Regions from separate parts of the Mus musculus genome. Here regions 2 and 3 are each linked to region 1. A link is a loop called in an ENCODE intact Hi-C map of the cell type or tissue named here. Cell type or tissue: left cerebral cortex. All regions are shown on one strand.

Region 1 (8,000 bases):
TGGAGTTTGGGGAAGAGGATGCTGGAGATAAAAACTATAGTCGTTCCATCAGTCTCTTCAGTATGTTCCAGATGCTGAGCTAAGTACGCCCTTGGCAAGTTAGATCCCCTGGAATATTCTCCACAGTTCTGTTTATGAAATTACTGTCAGAGGAACCAGGTTCAGAGAGGCGCTGTAACTGTCTTAATGACACACAGTAAAGGGATTCAAACACAGGTCTTAATGGCTCCGAAGACTGCTTTGGGCCAAGTGCTGAGTCAGACAGCGGAAAAGCGATCGGTCTGGCTTTTAAAAAACAACGGGTGCTTATTTATTTATCCCCGGCCCTTTCCCAGAAAGCTTTGCTCACAGCTTCAGCAACAGCCAGGCCAGGTTGTAGGGTGGGGGTTGCCCGCAGCAACCTCTGTGCACAGGGGCGGCTTACACAGGTGGACACGGGTCTGCAGGTCTTTCTCTTGCTGGGGAGTGAGGAGCAGCACACTGGTGTGAAGGGCTTGCGGCGGCCAGCCACCTCCCACCAACACTGTCCTCCTGTCTCTGTTCTTGGTGGCTTCGGTGATGCTGCTAGAATTTCCTGCCGCACCTTCTTCATGGGGATGTGGTCCCTAGGCCCCAGAAGTGCTACCTGCTACCTAATCTCTGCCTGACCTCTTCCCTCAGCTCTCTCGCTCGCTGTCCCCAGACCTTTGCATTAGCTTTGAGTTGATGCTATGGCCCCATCACCATACCCCATTCAATACACCATCCTCGTCTCAACTGCCCCCCCCTCATTCTCCATATTCTGTTTGTTGTCTGTTCACCCCACTGGACTCCGGTTTTATGCAATACCCACCACAACCCCTAGAATATGCTAGATGCTCAGTGGATACTTGTTGAACCAACCTCCATTGGTCATTCACTTTACTTCAGGCTGATGGCAGTCTAGCCATCAGCTCCCCTCACTGCCAGTACTTGTCAGTTGGAAAAGAAAAAAAAAAAATCAGAAGCCTAAGTGTCTGGGAAAATATTCACCCAGGCTGTGAACTTTAAATCGCACCTCCCTGTTTCAGCATAGCATCGTATACACATTCATTCACTCTTAGCTGTGGGAAGGTCACAAGACCTGGGTGCCCTATGGATGGCCCTGCCACCTCCTCCCTAAAGTCATTGTGACATTCCACTCTTGGAGCTCCTGAAACAGTGTATGTGTGTGTGCGATGATGGGGGTCTGTGGGAGGTTGCCGTTTGTCTTAGCTTGCCGCACGTCTTCAGTCTTCACGGATTGCCCCGACCTCTGGCATTTTGGATGTGGGGTATTGAAGACCCTAGCAGGGCTCGATGGCCTATGTGCTTCCCTGATGCTTCTCTGGGATGGTGGGACTCCCTTAGAGGCAGTGTGGATGGATGGCTTGAGGCCTGTCTTGCCTTCTTCCCCTATCACTGATCCATGCTTATGCTTTCTCTCAATACATGCTATTGAGCCATGTGGTGGTCCAGGGCACTGAAGAAAGACAGCATGTGCTCTGTGGGCTTTGGGGGCAAGGAAGCGTGATGGGTCAGAGGTCCTGTCTGTAGGCTTCTGTAAGGAGTGATTTCCATGGGGTGGACCTGTTAGGAGCCTTTGGAGGATGGTGCACTGGGGAGGGATGCTAAGATTCAAGCTCTGCCCTGTGCTGGGGCCTGTGGTCACCAGGGGGTGACCCCTCACCTTTGACCTGAGGGTTCCCTTGCCTTTTCTTCATTTTGCACCCTAGGTGTGGAATGAATTCCCTCCACAGCCCCTCCCCACAGCGGGATGCTGGCAGCCAAGAGCTGGTCCTTTGGTCCCTGGGTAGCTTCCTTTCTGTGATGGCGCTGTCTTCTCACAGGCTCTTGTTTTTCTCTCTTTGGCACAGCCGTCTGGGTACATGGAAAACTCGGTCTCCTACAGCGCCATTGAAGACGTTCAGCCGCTGTCCTGGGAGAACGCCCCGAAGTACTGTTTACAGCTCACGATCCCCGGAGGGACCGTCCTGCTGCAGGTAGGAAGAGTAAGCATGACCCAGCAGTTTCTTTCCTCCCGGTCCCTCATCCTCTTCTCACCTGCTCCCTCTGTAGACCTTAGCTTTGGTCAACTTAAAAGTCACGAAGGTATTAAAGACTCTCGGGAGGGCCGTGCAGGGATTAAACACCTGCTGCATGCTGCTCACTGTCTAGGAGCTTGCTCGTCCTCCTGGGTCTCGAAAAATTGAACTCTGTAGCCTCAGCTTTGAAAATGCCGAAAATGAGTCCCCGGGCCAGATGGGCTTCGGAACTTGTGAGGCTCACCTCGTTGTGGATCTGCTTGCTGTCTGCTGGACTTAAGTGAGGATTGTGTCCTGTATCTTTTTGGTTAGCTCAGTTTTGTGTTGGCAAACAATGGAAGTACTGGCTCTGCGTGTCTGTGAGCACGTAGGTCGAAAACGACACGAATATCATTAGGACTGAAGGTTGAACAGGAATAGGTTGTGCTGTTAAAATGGCTGAGAAGTTCAGGAGGAGGTTTGCAAAGAACAGCGGGATCCCGGGTCGGGTGGCAAATGATGTCACCAAGACTTAGTTTTTGCCCCTCCCTCCATGGTGTAGCACACTGTCAGTTTATGGTGGGAAAGGAGGAGGGTGGCCACCCTAAAGATTGGCTTAGAATTCCTAACTCTATTCTTTCTTCTCCACCCCCCACCCCCCCGCCCCGAACCTCATGGAGGATCCAGGCTGGCCTTGCTGGTCGCTTGGGAGTATGCTGTATTCTCTGGCCCCATCCTCACCTTTGACCATAGCAGCTGATGGCCCTTCTGGTACCATCCTGAGGCAGGAGAGCAGTTGACCCGCAGCCGTGTGAGGGATACTGTGTGACACATCCCTGTCCATATTGTCTTCTCTTAGAGGACATCCAAAGCCATGCCTGCTGTAGCCCATCTTGGAACTCAGCCACCGTGCTCTGCCCTCTGTGACCCACCCACCCCCTATCTTCATCATGTCCCCTCTGGCCAGCAGAGCCCCCTGGTTCCCTCTGTTGTCTCCTTGTCCTTTGTTTGTTTGTTTGTTTGTTTGTTTTTGTGTTTTCAAGACAGGGTTTCTCTGTATAGCCCCTGGCTGTCCTGGAACTCACTCTGTAGACCAGGCTGGCCTCGAACTCAGAAATCCACCTGCCTCTGCCTCCCGAGTGCTAGGACTAAAGGCGTGCACCACCACTGCCCGGCTGTCTCCTTGTCTTTAGGGGGGACTAACCAGCCTCTGCCATGCCTCCCTTGGTCTCTCTGCCTCTCTTCTGTTTCCCTTGCCCTGAAGACTGTAGCACTGGATCTTTGCAAGGCTGCTCAATGCCAGGCCCTGTGGGGCTGGTTGACCCCATGAGCAACAGTGGCCAAGACAAGGAGGGCCCTGAAGGGCAGCAGGGCAGCCTTCTGGAAATGCCTTTACTGCTCAGTTATGCAGCTTCAAGCCTGCCCCTCTCTCTGGCCCCTACAACCCCATCCTCATCCTCACTGTCAGCCTCTGGGGAGACTGAGCCATAAACACATGATTACCGAAGAAGCTGCAACTCAGACACAGACGAATCCCAGAGGACTGGGACGGGAGGGGGAGGGGAGGGTGACTCACCAGGCCTCGGGAGACAGCTGCACCCCAGGGATGTACACTGATATGGGGTGCAGAGGGATGAGTAGGAGGGTGCCCCAGAGAGGGGCACACCTAGTATGAGTGTGGGAGGGGGCTCTCTGGTAGGAGTGAGGTCGATGCCCGTGACTGCCCGTGACTGCATCTAGATGATGTGGTCTTGTCAGCCTCAGACTATATACTGAGGACACTGGGGAGCCATAGAAAGCTCTTAAGGGACAGAGGGGATCCTAGACAACAGATCAGGGGCTAAGGGGCAGAAGGCTGGACATGTGGGAAATAGCCAGGGAGCCCTGTTTTCTCTGTTGATGGTGATCACCACGTATTAGCAGAACGGCCTTTTGTTTCCAGGGCTAGAGCATCACCACCCCCACCATCCCCACCCCTGGTCAGAGGAGTAAGACACACTGGCCAGCTCTGGGCATGTCCCTTTAACCTGGCCATGGCCCTTGGCTGGTGGTAGTGATGACTCTCCCAGGCTGCAGTGGGCTGAGCGACGTCAGAGCTCCCCCTGCGGGCTGACAAACCAGGCTGCCCCAGCATCCTCCACGCTTGCCGCCCCTGCTTGGTGGCTGCTCTGCCAGAGGCAGGAGCAGCAGAGGAGGAGAGAAGAAGGAAGGAGAAGAGAGGAGAAGAGAGGAGGCCGCACCAGCTACTGCTGTGATCCGGAGCCTATCTCAGGGAAGCAGCGCAGTCTCCCTTCAGAGAGTTAGGTGGGTGCAGCCTTGCCCCTGCCCACCCCTGGGATCTCCCTTCTGCTTGTACCTCTATCGGGCCAAAGGAGGCACATTAAGTTGGCTGTCTGTCCTTGCCTCCTTCCTAGACTCTGTAATTGTGTATGGCTCCTCGGTTCCCCAGGGCGAGACCAGAGCTGCTGGTTAGAGTCCCTGCTGAGCATTCTGATCTTTTGTCACGCAGTGTGTCACGATAGTCGATAATCGAGCATTGGCCCTCGGGTGGGAAGGGACCTGAGGGATAGCAGTCAGGTAGGCTAAAGGGTCACAGCCCAGGGGTTGTGGTCTAGTGGAAGCGCCGTGGGCCTGTTGCAGAATAACAGAGGTCCGGGAGTGTTTTGCAGTGAGCATGAGTACTGCAGCCACCGGCCTCTGTGGTGACGTGAGTTCAGGTTTAATTGATGCTATTGATTGGAAACTGCGCTTTCTCCGTCCTGAGTCACACTGAGTGCCAGGGCTCACTTAGTTCCTTCTGTGTTTTCTAGTCCTCCGTCTCTCTCCTCCCTTCATCCCCCTCTGTCTCTGTGTCCGTCTGTCCTTCTTCCTTTCTCCCTCCCTCTCTAGCTTTTGCTGTTTGCTCCTTCTTTAATGTCTCCTTAGCCTCAGAGCAGCCATCTCTGTCTTCCTTCTCCAGTTCGCATTCTGGTTTTCTTAGATCGATAACTTTCTTACTGGAAGTCCAGCCCCTGCAGGGGACCTGACTTGGGAGTTCCAGAAAGAATGAACCTTCCTAGGCATGCCTCTTAAGTAGCAGAGTGTAAGCCTCCTGTAGGTGCAGTAGACAAGGTGCCAGTGCCCAGCATGGGGGCCAGTCAGTGGTCCTGGGCTTTCTGGGATTTTAGTGTGACCTCCCTAAGCACTTGTTAGAGGCCCGGCAACAACAGAGGCCTGCTAATCTTGTTTCCCCCTTACATCGAGCTCTTGTGAGGAGACCAGCTTCTATGCACCTACCTACACTGTGTGTGCCCTACTTGAGGCACCTTGTTGGTGCCTTCTGGTTAAGTGCTAAGCACTAAGGAATAATACAGTACCTGGAGGCAAAAGGCATAAGGAAGAGCAGACAGAGCCCAAGGTGGTTTAAATAAGGAGGGAAAGTGGGCCCTCCTTTCTGACAGTGCCTACACACACACACACACACACACACACACACACACACACACACTCATTACCGGGTCTCGAAAGCCCCACTGGAGATGGACAACTGTTCCCTTCTTACTGGAAGGAAGAGGATAGGAGAGGAAGAGAGAGAGAGACAGAGACACACAGAGACAGAGAGAGAGCGCGCAAGAGCAAGTGAGCTTTCCCGGCTGCTCTTAGCTGTTTTTCCTGGAGATTGGGCCAGGAAGCTGAACTTGGGAACAGTCCCTGCAGGCTCCAGGCTGTTTTTCTCACCTCGAGGACAATGCAACAATGAGTTAGAACTTGGCAGCCTCGCTGAGGAAGTTGGGCAGGCTTGCCTGGAGCCAGCCCTGTGGGAAGGTTAGCGCCAGACACAGGCAGAGAGCCACCAGAGCCAGCCTGGGGCCATGGGGGGCAAGGTAGGCTGTGGACTCCCTCCGGGGTTTTAGGGGATTCTCCTCCAAGTCACTCTCCGGCCACTCACTGTGCCTGGTGTTCCCTGGGATCTGGGTTGTCCTGTCTCCTCTCTGCCGCCAGCCTTGGCTTCAAGGGAACTTGACAGAGGCTCTCCTTCTGGCTGCAGCATAGCCAGGCAAACTTGTCCTCTGCCAGAATCCACCTGGGGAGGCCTATACTGAGATTCAAGAGTGTCTCCTGGCATCCTCTGCTGGGGGGCGGGGTGGGGGGAATCTCACCTTTGTCATACATCACCTGGTCCACCCTGTTCTCAATGCTGGCCAACGGGTGCCATGTTTTTCATTGACTGTCAAGAGGCAGAGCAGCTCCCATATCCACAGGAGCCAGGTTACATCTGTTGCCTGCTCCCTAGGGGTATCAGGGAAAGCAGGCTAGGAGGGAGATGAGCCTGAGGTGTGATCCGAGCACTGAGAGGAGGCTTCTGGGCCTCCTTTCTTCACTTGTAACCACACTACAGTATTTGTCTCCTTAGTTACCACAGAGGCACATAGACCAAGTGTGGTACACAGGTGTCCAAGGATGTACCTCCATGCATGCTTCTGAAGATACGTCCATGCATGCTCGTCTCAGCAGAAGCACAGTGGTCAAGAGCTTGGTTTGTCAGAGCTGAAGGGATTTCTTTGAAGTTCCATGGGATGGGTACATGGACGCTCTACTTACTGTGAATCGGTCCTACGATTTTCCTCCCTCCCTCCTTTCTTTCCTCTCCTATGCCTGTGCATCGTCCATCCAAAAGAACCTGGAGACAGGCTTGAGACAGTCATCCCGGAGAAGGGGCATTCTGGGTGTGGCCCCGGGTGGCTAGGAGTTGCGCAGGCACCAGAGGGAGTAGGTGAAAGTGGAGAGTTCCCAGTGCAGTGTTAGGCCATGCTAGAATCATATTGATTAGGCAAGCTAGGATCCCCTGCACCAAGGAAGCAACCCCAGTCCTATGTAGTTCTCTTACACATTTATCTGTCAACATACATACCCCGTCCATCCATGTACATGCACACCTACCCATCCATCCATCCACATACATACACACACATCTAGCCAGCCAGCCATCTGCATATATACATACATACATACACAGTTGCTTATCCATCCATCTGCATACATACCTGCCCATCTATCCATCCATCCATCCATCCACATACATGCATACCTACCATATATCTACATACATACACACCTACCCATTCATCCATCTACATATACCCTATACATCCATCCATCTGCATACATACACACTTACCCATCCATCCATCTCCATACACACCTACCCATCCGTCCATCCATCTACCCACTTTCCCATCTGCCTCCTTACCTACTTCATCTATTAGTCTACACACTCACCTCCTCATCCACATGTCTACGCATCCATCCATCTGCGCGCGCACCCACCCATTCACCCACTTGCCACTCTGTGGCCCTCTCTATCCTTCCATCCACATAGACACCTAACCGTCTAACCACTCACCCCTCCATGCATCTGTGTATCCATTTATCCACTCCTCTCACCCCTGTCCTCTTGCTCTTATATCTACATTTTTATCCGTTTATCTACCCACCCCATCTTCTGCCTGTGTACTTAACCATGTACTCATCCACCCACCCACCCACCCATCTACCTGCCCATTGTTCCAGCCATTTCCTACTTACTCCCCATGCTCCCATCCATGCCTCCTTGCCCTATATTCACGAACGCATGCGTCCCCTCAGTCACTCCTGTCTCATTTATTCAACATGCCAGCCAGTCTTCCGTTGCTCTGGGTTTCGCAAATGCAGTGATGCTCACATAGACATAGTTTACAACCTGACAGAGCCATAGCCTGCAGATAGGAGAACAACTGAACAGGACAGAGTCACGGTACATGAGCACGGGCAGAGGAAAGCCAGGCTTGAGGCAGTCATCCCGGAGAAGGGGCATTCTGGGTATGACCCGTGTGGCTAGGAGTTGCGCAGGCACCGGAGGGAGTAGGTGAAAGTGGAGAGTTCCCAGTGCAGTGTTAGGCCATGCTAGAATCATATAGATTAGGCGAGCTAGGATCCCCTGCACCGAGGAAGCAACCCCAG
Region 2 (8,000 bases), 160 kb before region 1:
CCCACACTTAACCCTTGGTATCTCTGTTTACTTGATTGCTATATCTCTTCCCCACCCACCCACCCACCTACACCCACTTGTTCCCTGGAATATCAGCTCCAGCATCCTGTGTCCAGTTGCCAATATTACAAATGACACCTAGCAGGTACATGATAAATGGAAAGAATGTCTAAATTGCCAGGTGATAGTGGCTCACGCCTTTAATCCCAGCACTTGGGAGGAAGAGGCACAAGAATCTCTGTGAGGTCTAGGCCAGCTTGGTCTACATAGTGAGTTCCGGGACAGCCAGAGCTATTTGATGACAGGATATCTCAAAAAACAAACAAACAAACAAACAAACAACAAAAGACAAAACAAAAAGCCAACAGTTGTGATGCATGTCTTTAATCCCAGCACTAGGGAGGCAGAGACAGGGGGATATCTAGATTCAATGTTAACTTAATGTACAGAGCCAGTTCCAGGACAGCCAGGGCGACCCAGAGAAACCCTTGTCTTGAAAAACTGAAAAACAAGCAACAGCAAAGAGTCAACCAACATTCACAATGCCAGTCCTGTCAAAAGACACCAAGCTATAGGTTAGGGATACGCAAAAAGCTAAAGTTGAGTGCCATACTGGGGTTTCTGGAGCACATCCAGGTCAGAGGTCAGACCCAAAGGCTGCAGTGAGGCCCATGGAATCACCTTCCTGCTTTTACTGTGTGTGTCTGCTTCCATGCCTATCGATCGAATACAGGGATCCAATTCTGTATTCTTGGGAAGTGTGAGTCCTTGTGTAGGCTTGGGCAAAAATGCTTGTTGGTAAGGAGACACCGTTGTCTGCCTTATTCCTATTGGTCCGCACAGCTCTGGGGCCTGAAGAGATGATGTAAGGATCTCAGGCTCTGGGCCTACAAACAGAATCCAAGTGAGTCCCTTCTGAAGGAGGTAGGAGTATGTGCCAGACGACCCCCACTACCATCCCCACCATTCCCGACTCTTGCTGCCAGTGATCCAATCATAAATGCTTTAGGAATGAAGTCTGACTCAAGACAGAAAGCTGGACCCCTCCAGGGCTGCCCTGGCCACAGCCACTGTCCACACTCAAAGCAACCAGGAAGGTCTCACTCAGCAAACAAGGCAGTGAAGGCCCAAAGCAGCCACTTAGCACGGGGCAGGCCCCAATCCAGGCTTCTGCGTTCCTGGGAGCCTCAACATCCTTCAGTTCTCTGGCCCTTGCTGGAAAACTAGCGACGGAGGTGTGACTAGAAGAATCTGGGTGGGTCTCTTCCTACCCAAGTCGTGAGCAGAGCCCCGGGCAGAGAGAGAGGGAGGACTGTGATGACTTCACATGGATTAGGGAATCTTTGCAAGGACAAAGCATAGCTGTATACCAGCCTGCTGACCTTGCTCTGGGTGGGTGATGCCTATCCTTCCCGCAGAGGAGAGGCCAGAGCCAAACTTACCAAGTGCTTGCTTGCCACTGAGTCAGGCATATAAAAACACAAAGGATGCTCTAGTAGCCAGCTAAACGCTTCCTGACACCTGCTAGGTGCTGTTCCCTCCCCTTAAGAGACCCAGGATGCCAGCCAAGCTGTGACCCAGACTTCCTACCTTCCAATACCAGGATCACTTGGGAAGTCCCCACACCAGGGCTCCACCTGAGACCAATTAAACCCAACCTCCAGGCTGCCGCCCAAGTTTCCAAAGTGAGAGTTCCGGGCCGGGCATCCTCCACTCACAACTACCAAGCACCATCAGATTTTTTTGAGACTTATCTGTGCCCCAGGTTCTGCAAACGTCGCACATAGAAAATATTAGTTCCTTGACTCTTCCCGTGATCCTTCTATGGTTAGTGTTATTATCACGATCTCTGGTTTGTAGTTGTGACGGACCGAGGCACACGGCTGTGAAGTCAGTCAGCCCAGTACTAAGAAGTAGCTACTGAGGACCTAATCCTTGTATTGGAATAGGCTACACAAGCATGGAAAAAGAAAAAGCTCTAAAAACCAGAGTAGACCACAAACCAAGTATTATTTTAATAGAAAGGGCATGGGTTTGTTAGAGTTGTCCCAAGGATGCAACTCAGGATGTCAGACTTGTGTGACAAGTGCTTTACCCCTGTGCCATCGTCCCAGCCCAGAGGGACTTGCTTTTAAAAGATGTTACAGAAGAGGCCAAGAGCTAGCCCTCTCTGGTGTTGCTCTACCAGTGAGCTACATCCTTTCGTTTCTTAGTGATTTATAGACTTTTAATTCATGCATAGGAGTGCCTGCATGATGTCTGTGGATGTCTGTGTGCCAAGCGTATGCATGGGACTCACAGAGGCCATCATTATACCCTGGGTGGTTATAAGTCGTCATGTGGGTGCTGGAAAGTGAACCTGGACTCTGTGCAAGAGCAGCCAGTACTCTTAACTCCACCTCCCAGACCCTTGACTCTTTTGTGTTTGAGAGTGTACCAGGGTTTGGGAACACCCTCAGATATCTCATATTCATTGTTGTTGCTGTTGGTGGTAGTGTTATTCTTGATACAATGTTTCCTCTGGCCCTGAACTTGTTATTCTTTTTTTTTTTTTTTTTTTTTTGGTCCTGGCTGGCCTGGAACTCACTCTGTAGACCACGCTGGCCTCGAACTCTTTACACCTGCCTCTGCCTCCCGAGTGCTGGGATTAAAGGCCTGCACCACCACGCCCGGCTATTGAATTTGTTATTCTTGATACAATGTTTCTCTCTGGCCCTGAACCTGCCAAGCATCTTTGGGTGGCTGCCAACTTGAGTCCACTGTCTTTGCCTCCACAATGCTAGGATTCCTAGTGTTGACCACGTGCCTAACTTTGTAAAGTGGGTTCTGAAGATGGGTCCCAGGCCCTCCTGTTTTCTTTTCTTCTTCTTCTTCTTCTTCTTCTTCTTCTTCTTCTTCTTCTTCTTCTTCTTCTTCTTCTTCTTCTTCTTCTTCTTCTTCTTCTTCTTCTTCTTCTTCTTCTTTCTTTTTAAACATTTCATAAATTTCTTTTATTTTCTAAATGTTTATGTATTTATTTATTTTAAGATTTATTTATTTTATGTATATGGGTGTTGTGGTAAATTTTCAACCCAAATATGCCCTGGCAATGAAAGCATAACTCAATTAATATGAATACACGCTGTGGCATTGGGCAGAACTACCGCTACACTACCACCTTCCACATCTGTGAGACCCCTTAGAACTTGTGGTTTCTCCAGGCCATGCGCTTCTGCTCCGCTTTTCTTCTTCCTCCTCGGTGTCTTCTCCCTCTTCCATTTTTTCCTTCTTCCCTCTCTCCATCTTCAGCTCCACCTTCCCTTTTATCTGCCCAATCATCAGCTCTCCTTTATTTTAAAAATTAAGGGGGGTAGCAGGTTTACAGGAAATCACCTGAGTGCTGACTCATTCTTTGTTCAAAACCACTCACAGGAGAACGGAATTAACATCAAATATAATTAGCCCCAGAACTATCCACAACATATGGATACACTGTAACTGTACAGATGGTTGTGAGTCTTCATGTGGTTGTTGGGGATTGAATTTTAGGACCTCTGCTTGCTCTGGTGGCCCCGCTTGCTCTGGCCAACCCCACTCACTCCAGCCCAAAGATTTATTATTATAATTAAGTACACTGCAGCTGTCTTCAGACACACCAGAAGAGTGCATCAGATCTCATTGCGGGCGGTTGTGATCCACCATGTAGTTGCTGGAATTTGAACTCAGGACCTTCAGAAGAGCAATCAGTGCTCTTACCCACTAAGCCATCTCGCCAGCCCCTCCACCTGTTTTCAAGGCAAACACATTAGTAATGGAGCCATCTTCTGAGCTGCATCTGGCCTTCCTGAGCACACGGGCAGACTCCCTCAGTCTCCTTCCATCCCATGCATCACCTGGTTCATTCCAGGAAACATGGGGGACGTCACCTATGCAAGTGCATCCCATGGGGCTTTTGGGAACTTGGAGTAGGTGTATCAGACCCTCTGCCTTATGCACCAGCCCTTTATTGGAGCCTATCACACTAAGTACAACCAGTCTGGGGTGTCCCTGGCAAGTGGAGAAGGCCGCTCTGCACCAGAGCCCACACAGGACTTTTTCTCTGTTTCCACAGGGCCCCTGAGCACTAGGCAGGGCCTGAGTAGTCAGGGCTCAGTAGAGGGCCCACTCAGGAAAATAGACAGACCAACAGCCTCCAAGTGTAATGTGCTCAGGCTAAAAGCTCCAAGGACTTGTGGTTACTGCTGTCCTTCAAAATCCCCTGACATCTGTAATGGCAACTGTGGGCTCAGGACACAAGACTTTGTCTCCGGCTGGGGGCTGGCCTCAGTTTTCTTATCTGAATAATGGGCTTGATGATAATCCAGTCCCCGGGATACATTGTAACTCTCACTGAGAGACAGCTGTTGGGTGGGTGTTATTCTGTCCATGTAAACAAGATCAAAAGAAGAACCCTTGAGAGCTCTTAGTTTTTATTTGGTTTGAGGCTGAGTCTCACATAGCCCAGGTTGATTTCAAACTTACTAAGTAGTGGCCTTGACCTTGAAATTATGTTTCTTCTGCACCCACCATCTCAGTGTTGGGCCTCTAGGTGTATGTGCCCACTATAGTCCAGGCAGAGCTGTGGATGGAAACTTTCGCATGCAAGGTGAGCCCTCTACCAACTAAGCTACATTCTCAGATCAAGAACAGTACTTTTCCCCAAAAATACTTTTAATATTATGGGGATTTTGTGGGCTAGGGTGAATCCTTCACATCTTCTCTCCATGACCAGTTTCCTTGTCTTTGTTATCATAGGGCTACAAACTTCCAAATACTTTCTCATTCCTGGTTTAGTCTTCTGGCATCCAAGTGCAGTGGTAGAAATGGCCAGCAGAGGGCGTCGAAACCCACGAGGATTCAGCCTCTAGGCTCTCGGAGTGGTAGCCTGGAACCCGGAAGCAGGAAGAGAGCTCTAGCTGCCTGTCACCTGTGCCCTCCTAGCCAAGTTCAGTACAGAACCCTAGTACCCTGGGGACTTTGTTGCTGACGCAGAGGCAGAATTGGAAGTCCCTGCACCTTTCCCGATCCTGACCCAAAGTGGTCCCCGACTTCTGGAGATCTGATTGGCTCATACCCTGCCTCAGGGTAGCCATGACCACTGTGAAGGAAAATTGCTGGGAGGGAACTGCGTCTATAAATATTGATTGATCGATAAGGACTTCTGTGATGGGAGAGGTTGGAATGTTGCAGGTCCAGAGCCAGATTATCTTGGACCATCTTTAGCCAGTCGTAGCCATTTTTTTGCCCTCCTCTGTGTGTGACCTAACATCCTTCTGGTTATTAGTTAAGTTGTTTGGAATGCATAGAGACCCCCTCGCTCCTGACAACCCCAAAGCTAAGGATGTGGTCAGATAATATCTGGTGCCTCTTATAGACATGTCTCTGCGTTGCTGGGACCCACTTAACCTGGTGTCTCCACCAAAGTATTTAAAACACATTTATCTATGATTCTCCTAGTCCAGTTCCTATTAATAGTTTCATAAAACAGTTACTACACTGGAAAATGGAACTTGGGTACCTTGAATCTGCAGTGCATGGTCACTTAAATTTTTTTTCCCCCAGAAACAGTCTTTCATTCCTTTTAAAGTGAAAGCTGAATTTTTTGCATCAACACTACACAGTAGATGTTCTTTAAAAATTTTTTTTTAGATTTATGTATTTAATTTTATTTTTATTTTTTATTAGATATTTTCTCAATTTACATATCAAATGTTATCCCCTTTCCTGGTTTCCCCTCCTAAAACCCCCTATCCCCTCCCCCTGCTCACCAACCCACCCACTCCTGCTTCCTGGCCCAGGCATTCCCCTACACTGGGGCATAGAACCTTCACAGGACCAAGGGCCTCTCCTCCCATTGATGACTGACTAGGCATCCTTTGCTACATATGCAGCTGAAGCCATGAGTCCCACCATGTGTGCTCTTTGGTTGGTGGTTTAGTCCCTGGGAGTTCTGGGGGAACTGGTTAGTTCATATTGTTGTTCCTCCAGATTTATTTATTTATTTTATTTTAAGTATATGAACCTCTGGCTGGAGAGATGGCTCAGTCGTTACGAGCACTGGTTGCTCTTTCCAAATGTCTTTAGTTCAATTCCCAGCAACCACATTCTGGCTTACAACCATCTATAATGGGTCCCTGAGAGGACTACACACCTAAGTGTATATATGTGCACTGCATGGCACTGCACGTGTGAGTTGTACCTGTGGATCCCCTGGAACTGACGTCATCGATGGTTACAAGAGGAATAGACACAGGTCCTCTGTAAGAGCAAGTGCTCTTAATCATGATGTCCCACCTCCCTCCCCACCTCCGCCTCAGTGAACATTCTTGGCTGTGTCCAGCCAGTCAGTATCATCTGGTATCATCTGAGGATGACTTGCAACATCCTCAGGTTTGAATCTGAAGTAGAGACAGAGCAGTAAGACCCGAGAGTCCTGGTGTTATAAGAAGTCCAGACCCAGTGCAGTGGGACGAGGTACGACCTCTCTGTGGTGGAGCTGGGTGGGCAGGTCTGCGATGCTTCCACAAGCTCTAGGCAGTGATGATTCTGGGGAGCTTAGTCACTCACGCTCCTGGCAGACGGACTTGGGTAGGTTCAAGTTCAAAGTCTCCTGGCCCATCATGCTTCCTCGCCCTCTGGCCCTGGCTTGCGACTCCTCTGCCTGGATTTGTCTTCATTCAGCATTCACATGTCAGCATAGAAGGGGTTCTCACGGGACAAAGGTGCCCACTAAGTGTTCGCCTGGAAGGGTGGAATGACTCCAGACCTTCTCTGCTTATCCTATGCCCTGGTTACGTTTCCTACGGCCATGTCCCCATTGTGGCTGGCCTCAGTGGTCTCTCCATTTAACCCTGGCTCAACTCGGTGCAAAACCATTCCCCTGGTCTCCTGACCCAACACGTTGCCTTTCTGTTGCAGGCTGAATTCTCCAGTATATAACTTGCCTGCCTAGTCCCATCATTTCAGAAGTGTTGTCACATAATCACGCCAAGGAGAGCTAAACGGAAGATGGGTCGCCATAAAATTCCCACATAAGACACCGGGTATCCTCCCACACGTGAATCAGGACTCAGACGCTCACCCCCTTTTTGAAGCTCCCCGGGGAGGCAGCCACAGGTGTGCCTCGTGTGTGATTCAGACAGCAAAAGCGGAGGGACCATTGGTGACATCAATTTTCTTAAAAAGGTCACATCCAAATTTGCAGAGCCACACTCATTCCCTCCATGTACATGGTGACTGTACTATAAAATGTGATGTCGCTCTTCTGAAGAAGCAGGAAAAGAAAGCCCATTTGTATAAAAAAAATGAGGTTGGGTTTTAGGTGAGGCTCCTTTCGAGCCGGACTTGCGCCCACATGAAGGGACAGACGTCATTGTCCTAGAGAACTGTCCTACACAGCCCAGAATGTCTGGCCTTCCTGCCCACTGGTCCCACCAGATGCCAGCAGCACCCACATCTGTTCATGGTTGGGATAAATTCTCAGGGCCACTGGGGATGATCTGGCCCCCAGGATGGGTCGGGCACACTTCCAGCCCACAGCCTTCATGAGGTCTACACACAGTGTTTTCCTTCTCAGTTTCCAGTGGGCAGCTTCCTCTTTCCCTAGGTTTGGTGCATTCTTGTTTCCCATGTCACATAAGTGGACTGCTGGGGACCTGCCAACTGGCCCCGGTTGAGTACCCTGCAGGACAGAGCTGTGCTTGGGCATCTAGCTGGTTCAGTCTCCAGAGGCCACTGTCTGGAAGGCTGGAAGTGAGTCAAGTTTCTGGCCAGGTGCTGATATCCCAGGATAGGCTCCTCTGCACCATGGGCAGGCATCATTGTAACTTCTGATGTCTTCCTATCTGGAGAGTTGCTGGGAATTCCCAGGTACCAAGCCTTGTGTGCAGCACACAAAAGATTAGCATTTGGTTATTGGCCTCAGAACATTTAAGCATGAAGTCTCTAGTTCTTGGGCAAGAACCTGGAAGCAGGAGTTGATA
Region 3 (8,000 bases), 86 kb after region 1:
TAAAAAAGGAAAAAAAAAACACACACAAAAAAAACAAAACAAAACAAACACAGAGACTTTGGGTTCGAGTCTCGGTCTTAATTCCCTTTCTGTGGCAGGTTTTCTTCCGTGCGTGTGCCTGTGTGTGTGTGTGGAGTGAGTTCTGATTTGTGTTCGTTTCTCTGTTGATTTCTCTTGTTGCTTTCTTCCAACCCCGACCCTGGTTTCCGTATTTCACAGCACCCGGTGCAGAGAGAAGCAGAAGCAGAAAATAAAAAATAAAATAAAGTAAAAAAAAAAATTAAAAATTTTTAAAAAAAAAGAAAAAAAAGGGAAAAAAATTAAAAAGGAAAAAAAAAAACCAAAAGAACTAAGACATGCCACCCCCGCCCCGCCCCCACTTCCACCCCGCAATGTTGCTTTTCTTGATGGTTAATAATAAATACTGTCACGTAGCTGTGTACAAAGAGATGTGAAATACTTTCAGGCAAAAATAAACTGTAAGTGACTCATGAAAGTTGGCCTTGCTGTGTGGTTGTGGGGGGTGGGGGGATGGACAGGGGTGGGGGGGGGGATGTCCTATGCAGGGAGGGGGCCAGGACACACCTGAGTACACTCTTGACCATGATGCCTGAACCTGTCACACAGGGCTGCCCTATGGCACTCCTTGTGAGATCTGAAAAAAAAAAAAAAAGAGTCCTTGGCCAGCACCCACTAGTAACATCCTCACCTACTATGGAAACCAGCCCTACCACTAGACTTTCTGTCAGGGCATTGCCCTCTGTGAAACACCCAAGCCCCTGTTCAGAGGGTTGCAGTGGGCCCTAGCCTAGCCCCTGGCCATCCATTGCTGCTTCACAGGTAAGTCTCTTAAGAGATCATCCAGCATGAGGTTACACACTCGTCATCCCAGTTCTTGAGGCTGAAGCAGGAAGGTCTGGAGTTCAAGGCCAGTCTGGGCTACGTAGACCTGTGGCGAAGCTAGAGCAAGATGGGAGAAGTCAGAAAACTTAGTGGGTAACACGCTTGGTAGATAAGCATTGTGAGGACCTGAATTTGAACCCCCAACACCCACATACAAAGCCAGGAACTGTGGCATGCATACACTTGTAGTCTCAGTGCTTAGGATGATGGGGACGGATCTGTGGAGCTTGCGGGCTGCCCAGCCCAGCCGAACAGGTAAGTTTCACGTTCTGAGACCCTGTTTCAAAAACTTAAGGTGGAGAGGATAAACGAGGACTTGTCCTGCAGTCTCCATGTGTCTACACACAGACACGTCAAAGAAATCATTTCCATCCTTTTCTAAACTGTTGGCCTTCTGTGGATATCCCCACTGTCCTGAGTTAAGCTGTTGTATCTATCAAATGCCCCTGTCTTCCCTTCCCTCTGCCCTCCTAGACAACCTGATGCTCTCTGTACAACTCCTCTCCTGGGTGGCCTCTTGTCCCATGAGTAGAAAGGCCGGGGACGAGCTACTCAGCCGAGGCCACACAATGTATGTGCTATGGGGACAGAGAAGCTTGAGTTTCTTCCATGGAACAGGATAGGCTGGACAAGGAGACACAACCAAAAGGTGTGTTCTCGGGGCCTAGAGGCTCAGATGGCTCAGTGGTTAAGAGCACTGACTGCTCTTCCAGAGGTCCTGAGTTCAATTCCCAGCAACAACATGGTGGCTCACAACCATCTATAAAGGGATCCAATGCCCTCTTCTGGTGTGTCTGAAGACAGCCACAGTATACCCACATAGATTATATATATTATCTCTAGGGTGTAGGAGAGAGAGAGAGAGAGAGAGAGAGAGAGAGAGAGAGAGAGAGAGAGAGAGAGAGAGAAGCAGGTGAGAGGGAGAGTCCCTTCCAGGGCAATCTAAGAACTGCCACCCAAGAGCTGTGCTGTCACCAGTCCGCTGGAAGGTCTGAGCCAGCTAGCTGGTTCTCAGCACTGATGAGAGGGGGAGCTAAGAAAACTTGGCCTCAGCAGGTGGAAGCTTGGAGTAGACAAGCCGTCTTTGCATGCCTGTCTGCTGAAACTAAACAAATAGGCACACTGTGGCCAGGCAGCTCTGCCCCCGGGCGTCCGTAGAACTGAGCTCACACGTCCAACACACAAGCAAGGTTTACAGTGCATGACTTAGCAGCAAAGCATGTCCACCAGAGTTAAACACCGTGGAGCAGATGGACAATGGGACCAGCCACATGTCTGGCTAACTCGGATTACACACACACAATAGTGTATTCACGTACAGTTCTACGGAGCAAGAAAGCCATCCCGTACAGTGACATAAATGACTGGGGAGAGATCATGCCAAGTGAAAGGAGGCCTCTGAGTATACTGTAGTACTGGAGCTATACAGATGGTTGCTGGGAATTGGATTTTTAGAACCTCTGCTAGCTCTGGTCAACCTTGCTCGCTTAGTCTCTGCTTGCTCTGACCCAAAGATTTATTTATTATTAAATATAAGTACACTATAGCTGACTTCTGTCTGACACACCTAAAGAGGGTATCAGATCTCATTACGGGTGGTTGTGAGCCACCATATGATTGCTGGGAATTGAACTCAGGACCTTCGGAAGAGCAGTCAGTGCTCTTAACCACTGAGCCATCTCACCAGTCCCTTGAGCAGGTGCAAGCCCTCCTCTGTAATGGCAGAGAGCTCTGTGGTGTTATGTTGGAGGGGCTTGTTAAGGACACAAAGAGGACAAGAGGAGACCTGCGGACTCTGCAGCTGGGTCTCTGTGATATGGAGAGCTAGACTCAAGAAGCCTTCCACTTCAAACTAGTGTCCTGTATCACATCGCATAACAACTTTTTGAATTAACATCAGAAGGAAGCAGCCAAATGTCTATAGACCAGGGCTTGAGGTATAGCTCAATAATAAAGCACTTGCCTAGGGTGCAGAAGACCCATGTAGATGATGGGATATTTATTTGGTCATAAAAGAGAAAGAAGGGGTTGGAGAGATGGCTCAGCAGTTAAGAGCACTGACTGCTCTTCCGAAGGTTCTGAGTTCAAATCCCAGCAACCACATAGTGGCTCACAACCATCCGTAAAGATATCTGATGCCCTTTTCTGGTGTGTCTGAAGACAGCTACAGTGTACTTATATATAATAAATAAATAAATCTTTATAAAGAGATGAGGTGGGGGGCTGGCTCTGTGGCTTAGCAGGTAAAGGTGCTTGCAATGCCTGAAGATCTGAATTCTATTCCTGGAACCTGCGCTGTAGATAGAACCAGCTCCGACAAGTTGTCCTCTGACCTCCACCCATGCACCTTGGCATATGCACACACATACAAATAAATATTGTTTAAAATAAAGAAAGAAATACTGAAATATCCTATACCATAAATATATCTCCAAATCCGTGATGCTGAGGAGAAGAGGTCTGACACAAAAGCCCAGGTATGATCGCATCTATAGGAATTGTCCAGAATCAGCAAGTACAGAGGACTGGAAAGCCACCTGATGTTTGTCAGGGTTTGGATGGATGGACTGTCTGCTGACGGGGGCAGGGGTTCCTCTTGGAGATAGCAGGATTCTGGAGTTAGATACCGAGAAGAGTCATGGCATGGTGCTGGCTCCGTGTGCTACTGGAAAGTGCACTGTAAGGATTACTAAGGGGTTAGAGAGACAGCTCGGCCCCTAAGCACATTTGTTGCTCTTGCAGAAGACTGGAGTTTGGTTCCCAACATCCTGTTGATTGGCTTGCAAGCCACCCATAACTTTATTCCCAGGTGGATCTGATGCCCCCTTCTGGCCTCCCAGGGCATTGCACCCATTTGCACATACACACATCCATATGGATAATTAAAAAGAATTTTTAACATTTATTACTGTCACAGGTGTTTACAGCTCAATTAAAAAAAAAACATCGGGGGCTGGTGAGATGGCTCAGTGGGTAAGAGCACCCGACTGCTCTTCCGAAGGTCCAGAGTTCAAATCCCAGCAACCACATGGTGGCTCACAACCATCCACAACAAGATCTGACTCCTTCTTCTGGAGTGTCTGAAGACAGCTACAGTGTACTTACATATATTAATAAAATAAATCTTAAAAAAAAAAAAACACCACCAACAACAAATTGTGCATCAAGCATGTTGGCTTATACCTGCCACTTCCACTGAGTCAGAATGGCCTTGAACTCAGGACTGCCTGGCCGCCATCCTGACGCCCTTCAGAATGTTGAGATTATTAGCGTGTTCCCCAACCCTAAATACAAAGCAGTGCAGCCCATTGAAGGGCAGTAATTTGGGGGATTTTGTCTTGTATTTTGGTGGTGTTGTCTGAGACCGAGTCTTACAGAATAGTCCTGGGTGACCTGGACATCACTATGCAGACTAGGCTGGCCTTGAATCTGCTGTGGTCCTCCTGCCTCCGTCTCCTGGGTACTGAGATTACAAGTGTGCACCACTCTATCCTCACAAACAAGACAGGGCAAATGCTCTTCTCTGCACTGTGGTGACACCTACGGGAAGCCAGGCAGTCCTTGCTGCCTCTGAATTGGTGGGTCTTTAGACTGTCTACTGCCACCTGCTGGGGAACTATAATAAAGATTAAAATCTGCCATATAAAAGGACTTTGCAATGCACAGCCCGCCTGGATGTTCATGGTAGGGTAGGTGGCTTTGGGTTACGTCTCAGAAAACTCTAGCAGTATTTGGACACCATCCCAAAACAAATGCTGGCTTTCTTCCCTGACCCTACTCTAATTCTACTTGAGAGGACGTTAGCCTCTATAGCCTTGCTGTGGTCCATCTGTAAACTATACTACAGTGCTGGTAGTTAGAACCACAGACTCTGAAGGCTCTGGGTGCTTGTCAAGGTTCCCAGATCACTCCTGTACGTGTCAGTTTCCAGGCAGATGCCGCTCTTGAGGCTGGCGGCACACTGAAGTCTCCTATGGGGCTGTGAACCCACTAAAGACTGGGCTCCCTCAGAGAGTGAGGCAGCTGCTCTGGGATGGGGCCTGGTAACACAAGGTCAGATGATTCTACTGTACAGCCAGGTTTCAGAGCACTGCTTTAAAAGCCTGGCTGCTAGGGTGCAGAGCGTAGGGCCGTCAGCACTGGTACCTCTGTGATGCAGCATCTTGGGCTCCCCTATACGCCAGCCATAATCTGTTTGAATGAGGCCCTTGGGTGACCTCTGCTTACCCTCCTCGGAGAAACCTCAACTGGGAGGTGCTACAGCCTTTGTGGGGTCGGCTATGACATCAGCAGGGTGTCCTATTTGGAAGTCAAGAATTTGGGACCTGGATGGCAGAGCGTTGAACCTGGGTTTGGGTGAAAGCACTGGTCACGTGGCTGCCCAAGAGGACCCAGGAGCTGCATGCCCACATGGTGCCCCTGAGACCTGTTAACAGAGACATGCTTTCTGTACAAGGGCCCACGTGGTGTATCAAGATGGTGAGACTAGAATGGAAGGGACACCTCCCAGTGACAGACCCCACTGGGCTGTGTGGGTTGTTTGTTGTTTGTTTTGAGGCAGGGTCTCTCTACCCAGCACTGGCTGTCCTGGAACTCACTATGTAGACCAGGCTGGCCTCAAACTCACAGAAATCAACCTGCTTCTGACTCCCAGGTGTTGGGATTAAAAGCGTGCCCCGCCATGCCCCACCCATCCTTGGCTTTTTTTTTTTTTTTTAATGCTCTCCATGTAAGAGTAAAAAGACTGGCCCAGCTCCACATGGCTTGCCTGCCTCCCCTCATTTGTGTGGAGGAGAAGGGCTGAGAATCCAGAAGGAAATCAGGATGCCCCAGGGCACAGGATGCCTTCCACGTGGTTGGGCACAGCCTTCTATACACACTCTGGCTGCTGGGGAGCTGCTAGGTGGGGTGTGAGGTCATTGACAGGGAGCTGAGGATTGCACTAAGCCCAAAGCTAGATAGGGTGGGCTACATAGGAAGACTCTCAGAAGCACTGTTTCCAGTGCGTACATTTTGGGAAGCAAAAGGGAAACAGGTGGAACTGACCTGGAATCCTTTTAAAGACAATGGTCTCTTATGTAGCCCGGGGTAGCCTTGAATTCAAGATGCCCCTGCCTCAGCATTCCACTATGCTGAGGAGTACCTCTGTCTTGGTTACGGTTTTATTACAGTGAAGAAACAACCGTAACCAAGGCAACTCTTTAAAAAAAAAAAAAGATTTATTTATTTTTATTTTATGTGCATTTGGTGTTTTGCCTGCATTCATCTGTGAAGCAGGAAATGCAGACAGTTGTGGGTGCCGCGAATGGAACCTGGGTCCTCTGGAAGAGCAGCAAGTGCCCCTAACCACTGAGCCATCTCTCCGGCCCCTCAAGGCAACTCTTTTTTTTTTTTTTAAGATTTATTTATTTATATGTGAGTACACTGTAGCTGTCTTCAGACACACCAGAAGAGGGCATCAGATCTCATTATGGATGGCTGTGAGCCACCATGTGGTTTCTGGGATTTGAACTCAGGACTTTCAAAAGAACAGTCAGTGCTCTTAACCGCTGAGCCACCTCTCCAGCCCTCAAGGCTACTCTTATGAAGGAAAGCAGTTAACTGGGACTGGCACATCACTGTGGCGGGAAGCATGGCAGCGTGCAGGCAGACATAGTGCTGGAGAAGCAGAGAGTTCTACATCTTGACTTGAAGGCAGCCAGGAGGAGACTGGGATTCCATACTGGGTGCACACGAGACGTCAAAGCCGGCCCTCATGGTGACGCACTTCCTCCAATGAGGCCACACCTTGTAATAGTGGCACGTCCTGTGAGCCAAGCCTCTAAGAGCATGAATCTATGGGGATCCAAACCTATCAAAGCACCGCACCACCAGGCCTGGCTGGAATCGATTGTAATCAAGTGATTATTTATCCACAAGCATTCTCCTTTCAACATGCAACCGATGTAAAAATAGCAATGAAGCAGTGGGCATGCTCTTACTTCCCATAAGAGGCTTCGAGACACCGTGGTGTAGGATTAGAGTGCACCTAAGTTTGGCTATCTACATTTTAAGGGCTCAGCAGATGTGGTACGGCCAGTTCTAGGACTTCTATAAAACAGGAGTCCAGAAAATGACTCTGAGAAGCAGAGACACTCAATGGCTGGAGTTTAGTCCCCCACTCCCCCCAGTCTTCCCCTTTAACAGGGTCTCCTGTAGCCCAGGATAGCCTATGACTCTCCATATAGCCAAGGATGGACTTGAATTTCTCGTCCCATGTGGCACCTCCCAAGTGCTGGGGTTGCAGCCGTCCACCACCACAACTGGCGTTATTGGTGGTGATTCCAAGGCGTTGCGTATGCTAGGCGCAGCTGGTTGAATGCAAAGAATGCGGCAGTCATGAATATGACAGCCTACTGCATGTCCAATAGGAGGGAGAAACAGATCTGACCCACACATTTGCATGGTATAACTGAATGGATACTGGGTTAGTGGGGCGTGCTGGCTTGCTGGGCGATGGAACGGAGTCAGTGACTCAGGTGTGTGAGCCATCTCTAACAGACAGGATTGGAGGGTGGGGCTGGGGTTTGGGGAAAATGCAGGGACTTAATTATTTGAGCATACTGGGCAAGCTGTCTAGTGCTGAGCCACACCCCGACCCTAAACTGCAGTGTTTTGTTGTTGTTTTTGTTTTAGCTTGCATTTCGAACAATCAGGTGTGTCCCTGGGGCAGTCAAGTCAGAGATTCCTCAGAATTCTGGTGGTCCTCTGTGGCCACTGCGGGTTGCAGCCTCCCTTTGTTGGCACAGGCTCACATTCTCTCAGTTTGATGAGTCCATGCATGTGGCTTCTAAGACAGAGAACCCATCGAGGGCATGGGAGCACCGGGAGGAGCGGGGAGGCACAAGTGCTGACACAAACAGGTGTCATTCAAGACAATGAAGACATCTGAGATTGACTGTGGTGGCTCTGTGAGTCTGAGACACTATAAACATTAGCGTATGGACCATAGGTATATGTGGCTGATGTGTGTATGAACTGAGTCTCAGGGCTGTGTGAGAATGTATGGGGGGGGTTGTCTCCATGTGTAGCTCAGGGTGCTGTAGGAGACCCTGGAT

The links. A loop is a pair of places that touch in the nucleus more often than their neighbours do. Peaks named below come from ENCODE experiments on the same cell type or tissue, not always from the same donor. Only the 100,000 strongest peaks of a DNase experiment are listed, where the experiment ranks them.
Region 2: a loop joins it to region 1, with 6 times the contacts of the local background. A loop is called at or near these places in 14 of 42 quality-filtered maps.
Region 3: it touches region 1 in a loop (2.6-fold over the local background); 17 of 42 quality-filtered maps call a loop at or near these places.

The regions. Positions count from the first base shown.
Region 1 is chr8:117,375,201-117,383,200 of GRCm38, forward strand. It overlaps Cmip (c-Maf inducing protein), which reads left to right. Exons shown (of 21, transcript NM_001163262.1): 2 at 1,875-2,000. Among named protein-coding and RNA genes, the nearest start is that of Gm39260, 44 kb to the right of the region's middle. In left cerebral cortex, a CTCF peak has its summit at 4,131 (motif pointing left); DNase peaks (open chromatin) are centred at 3,613, 4,130 and 5,759; H3K4me3 peaks cover 1,721 bases; H3K27ac peaks cover 3,661 bases.
Region 2 is chr8:117,219,876-117,227,875 of GRCm38, forward strand. No RefSeq gene overlaps it. Among named protein-coding and RNA genes, the nearest start is that of Cmip, 33 kb to the right of the region's middle. In left cerebral cortex, a CTCF peak has its summit at 4,834 (motif pointing right); DNase peaks (open chromatin) are centred at 4,861 and 7,620; H3K4me3 peaks cover 313 bases.
Region 3 is chr8:117,461,011-117,469,010 of GRCm38, forward strand. It overlaps Cmip (c-Maf inducing protein), which reads left to right. Exons shown (of 21, transcript NM_001163262.1): 21 at 1-496. Among named protein-coding and RNA genes, the nearest start is that of Mir7078, 5.7 kb to the left of the region's middle. In left cerebral cortex, CTCF peaks have their summits at 3,738 (motif pointing left) and 4,496 (motif pointing left); DNase peaks (open chromatin) are centred at 2,047, 3,725 and 4,488.